2 separate regions of the Homo sapiens genome follow, and region 1 is linked to region 2. Evidence: read pairs that join two places in POLR2A ChIA-PET (ENCODE). Cell type or tissue: GM12878. All regions are shown on one strand.

Region 1 (2,500 bases), 240 kb after region 2:
GGCAGCTTCCGTATTGGCCTGATCACAATCTGCCTTTCAGTGTGACCTGCACTCTAGTGTGTTCCACTGTGCATGGATCACTTGTGCAGATTGTGATTCTGTATGTGTGGGGTGGGGCCTAAGAGTCTGTGTTTCTTTCTTTTTTTACCCCCTTACATTCGGGGTCTCATTATGTTGCCCAAGCTGGAGTGCAACGGTGCTATCATAGCTCACTGCAGCTTCGAATTCCTGGGCTCAAGAGATCCTCCTGCCTCAGTCTCCAGAGTAACTGGGATTGCAGGTGCGTGCCACCATGCCCAGCTAATTTTTTACACATTTCTAACCAGCTCCCAGGTGATGGGGGTGCTGCAGGTCCACAGGCCACCCTTTGAGTAGCCAGGGTCTATGTTCCACACACATCAACTTGTGGGCTAAATCTAGTGCGTATCCTGCATTTTACCATCTTTGTATTTTACATCTTTGTATCTTGTTAATACTCCTTCTTTTTTTTTTTTTTTTTTTTTTTTTGAGACGGAGTCTCGCTCTGTCGCCCAGGTCGGACTGCGGACTGCAGTGGCGCAATCTCGGCTCACTGCAAGCTCCGCTTCCCGGGTTCACGCCATTCTCCTGCCTCAGCCTCCCGAGTAGCTGGGACTACAGGCGCCCGCCACCGCGCCCGGCTAATTTTTTGTATTTTTAGTAGAGACGGGGTTTCACCTTGTTAGCCAGGATGGTCTCGATCTCCTGACCTCATGATCCACCCGCCTCGGCCTCCCAAAGTGCTGGGATTACAGGCGTGAGCCACCGCGCCCGGCCGTTAATACTCCTTCTAATAGGGTTTGGCCATGTCCCCACTCAAATCTCATCTTAAACTGTAGTTCTCATAATCCCCACGTGTCATGGGAGGGACCTGGTGGAGAATCATGGTGATTCAATTATCATGGAGAACAACCTCCATGTTGTTCTCATCATAGTGAGTTCTCACGAGATCTGATGGTTTTATAAGGGCTTCCCCCCTCTCCCTTCGCTCTGCACTTCTCCTTGCTGCCACCATGTGAAGAAGGATGTGTTCGCTTCCCCTTCTGCCATGACTGCAAGTTTCCTGAGGCCTCCCCAGCCCTGCAGAACTGTGAGTCAAACCTCTTTCCTTTATGAATTACCCAGTCTCGGTGTGTCCTTATAGCAGAATGAGAACGGACTAATATACCCTCTATCCAGCATGGCTCTCTGTCACATCTCTGCCTGTCAAAATCATAATCATGCTTAGATATCCAAATTAAGTTCCACTTTCATTATAAACTATCACCTGAACCTCACCCCACCACAACTGTAGGCCAGAAGTGATCTCTCCAGCCAACCCACTTCCTTTGCATGTAGCACCCGTTCAGGCAGCACTGGTTACTTCCTTGTTATATTAGCTACCCCTTGTTCACTGCATATGCATCTGTTCACTTCTGTGTTTTTAAATTTTAAATTTTTGTAGTTTTTGTAGAGACAGGGTCTCACTATATTGCTTAGGCTGGTCTCAAACTCTCGGGCTCAAGCAATCCTCCTGCTTCAGCCTCCTGAGTTACTGGGAATGACTAATTTTTGTATCTCTATAGAGACAGGGTCTTGCTGTGTCATCCAGGTTGGTCACAAACTTCTGGGCTCAAGTGGTCCTCATGCCTTGGCCTCCCAAAATGCTGGGATTACAGGCATGAGCCTCTGCACCAGGCCCACTTCTGCTGTTTTGAAAGCAGCTCGAGGATAGGGACTTTACACCTATCTCCTTAAAGATTCCTTAGTACTGAACAGGGCCTTGGACATAGAAAGGAACATGGTGTAGGACTCAAAGAGTGGCTCAGACCCTGCCCTGCCCCTGTCTTAAGCTCCCTGATGCTAGTCTTCTCTTCTAGAAAATGAGTTCAGTGACACCTACCCGTTTGGGTTGTTGTGAGGTTTAATTTAAATGTCATATGTAAAGTGCTTTACCCAATAGGCCCTTGATAAAATGTCTATTGGATTGAATTTGCCTCTTGTATTATCTGTAAAAGGGAAGGGAGCGGACATGGGAGTGAATTAAGGACAAAACCAGACCTGGCACCGAGTGTCTTAGCTTTTATTCCAATACGTTTTCCACTCTCCCAAGCTTTGCTGCCTTTTAATTCTATGAGTAGCTGTCATTCATGTAGCTAAAATTTGTTAGTGTTTACAGAAAAACACTAGAATGTTATTTACTGGGTTCACATTTTCTATACAAATCACTGACCAAAGTCAGATAGGGCTTAGAAAGAAAAGGTATCAATGTACCCTTAGGTCTTGGTAAGCCATAAAGTAACATAATATATAATATACATCAATAATGTGGTGGTATCTCTACATAACTCAACACAGCAAAACTTAAAAGCAGGCAATGGTTTCCAGATGCAATGTGGAAAAAGAAATTATTATGATCAGCTGGAATAATTGACTTAACCAGTTACTTTCTGGGAAACTGTGGCAAACTCATTTGATTTCTCATTTACTTCATCTGGAAAAT
Region 2 (2,500 bases):
TGCCCCCAATAAGCCTTCTGCATATCTCATCCTGGTTTAGTTTATGCTTCCATCTTGATGTCTGCTACTCAACACCAATTATCAGATCAAGGCCTGACTTTAGGTGAAGGCAATCCTTGAGCAGAGATGCAAAAATTCTAAATAAAACAGAAAACCAAATCTGGTGATATATAAAAAGCATCACACACTGTGGACAAGTTTGGTTTAGTCCAGTAATGCAGGGCTGGTTTCATATTTGAAAACTTTATCAACATGATCTACTACATTAAGTGATTAAGGAAGAAAAATCCAAGGATTATCCCAAAAGATGCAGACCATTTTAACACTCATTCATGAGAGAGATACACCAGATTCATAGATCAAAAGATTCCATATTTCAAATATTCCAGTATTATAAACAATATAAAACAAATCAAAATTCCAACAGAATTTTTTTCATGTGGGTATAGAAACTGAAAATTTGATTCTAAGAAGACATTCTACCCAATAGCAGCACTTATTATAAAGCCACATTAATTAAAATAGTGTTGTTTTGGTGCAAAGAAAGTGATCAATGGAATAGAACAAAGGTTGGCAAACTTTTTCTGTAAAGAGCCAGACAGTAAATATTTTAGGCTTTCTGGGACACATGCAATCTCCGTCGCATATTCTTCTTTTTTTAACAACCCTATAAAAATACAGATCTATTCTTAGCTTGGAGGCTGTACAAAAATGAGCCATGGGTCAATCCCTGGAACAGAAGCAAGTCTAGAAACAGATCTACACACATACAATTTATGATCAAGGTGGTATTACAGAGCTCTAGAGAAAGTATGGACTTTCCACAAAATAGTGTGGGGCCAAATAAATATCTACATAGGAAAAAAATTCATCTTGACCTCATATCATATGCAAAAATAATCAATTTCAGGTGGACTTTAGGCTTAATTGTGAATAACGCATCTTGAAGATGACACAGGAGGATATCTGCATGACCATGGAGTAGAAAAAAATTCTTACCTAGAACTCATAAACTATTAACCACAAAAGGAAAGACTGATCATTCAGAGGACATTAAAATTAGAAACTTCCCTTTATAGAAATTACTAATACGAAACTGAAAGGCAAGTCACAGGTTGAATTACCTGCTAATAGTATATCACTAACAAAGTCCTCATCCACAATATTTAAAGAATGCCTACAAGTTAATAATAAAAAAAGAACTGACAGGTAAAATCCAAATAAAAGGTAATCAACCTCATTAGTCTTCAGGAAATCCAAATTAAAGCCATAGTCCACACCACTGTACATCCACTAGGATGATTAAAATTACAAAGACTGACAACAGCAAGTGTCAGTGAGGATACAGAGCAAGCGGAACTCTCATACACTGTTGCTGAGTGTGTAAATGGGTACGGTCCCCTCAGAAAACTGTTTAGCGGCATCTACTAAATGTAATCATATGCATACCCATGACCCAGCAATGCCTAGATATACATACCCTCTAGAAATGAGTACAAATGTGTACAAAAGTACACATACAAGAATACTCATAGCTGCATTGTTTGAAGTAGCTAAACACTGAAAAAAATTCAATGTCAATTAACAGTAGATTGGATAGGTTGTACATATTCTTTTTACAAACATCAGCTTTATTGAGGTATAACATACATAAGATAAAAAATACCCATTTTAAGTGCAGGGTTCAATAAGTTTAGACAACTGCATACACCCATGTAACCACTACCATAACCATGATATGGAACATTTCTATTATGCTAACAAGTTCCCTGGTACCCTTTCCCAGTCAATTCAGGAAACCACAGACCTGTTTAGAAGAGGATTTTGTTTTGTTTTGTTTAAGAGACAAGGTCTTGGCCAGGCGCAGTGGCTCACGCCTGTAATCCCAGCACTTTGGGAGGCCAAGGCGGGTGGATCATGAGGTCAGGAAATCGAGACCATCCTGGCTAACACGGTGAAACCCCGTCTCTACTAAAAATACAAAAAAAATTAGCCAGGCGTGGTGGCGGGCGCCTATAGTCCCAGCTACTTGGGAGGCTGAGGCAGAATGGTGTGAACCCGGGAAGCGGAGCTTGCAGTGAGCTGAGATCGCGCCACTGTACTCCAGCCTGGGCGACAGAGAGAGACTCTGTCTCAAAAAAAAAAAAATTAAAAAAAAAGAGACAAGGTCTCACTATTTGCTATGCTGCCCAAGATGGCCTTGAATTCCTGGGTTCAAGCAATCTTTCTGTCCTCAGCCTTCCCAGTAACCAGGTCTACAGGTGCAAACCACCATGCCAACTCACAGACCTGTTTAGATTACTCTTTCCTAGGATTTCATATAAATGGAATCAGATAGTACTCTTTTGTGCTTGATTTCTTCCACTCATCAAAATGTTTTTAACAACAAGAGCATGAGCAAAATAATAAAAAGTAGATAAATTATATTTTATCAAAATTAAAAACTTTTGTGCAGCAAAGGACATTACTAAGAAAGTGAAAAAAAAGAAGGTGAAAAGAC

The links. ChIA-PET counts read pairs that join two places held together with the same protein. Peaks named below come from ENCODE experiments on the same cell type or tissue, not always from the same donor. Only the 100,000 strongest peaks of a DNase experiment are listed, where the experiment ranks them.
Region 1: POLR2A ChIA-PET joins it to region 2 with 6 read pairs; 2 of 35 experiments call an interaction of 5 or more read pairs at or near these places.

Annotation. Positions count from the first base shown.
Region 1 is chr10:24,886,475-24,888,974 of GRCh38, forward strand. The region is part of intron 3 of PRTFDC1 (phosphoribosyl transferase domain containing 1); the gene reads right to left. Among named protein-coding and RNA genes, the nearest start is that of PRTFDC1, 65 kb to the right of the region's middle. RefSeq lists an enhancer at 1,155-1,364. In GM12878, no CTCF peak of the experiment used is centred here; a DNase peak (open chromatin) is centred at 1,297; H3K4me3 peaks cover 437 bases; H3K27ac peaks cover 1,100 bases.
Region 2 is chr10:24,651,438-24,653,937 of GRCh38, forward strand. The region is part of intron 4 of ARHGAP21 (Rho GTPase activating protein 21); the gene reads right to left. Among named protein-coding and RNA genes, the nearest start is that of ARHGAP21, 71 kb to the right of the region's middle. In GM12878, no CTCF peak of the experiment used is centred here; DNase peaks (open chromatin) are centred at 1,194, 1,364 and 1,763; H3K4me3 peaks cover 1,448 bases; H3K27ac peaks cover 1,793 bases.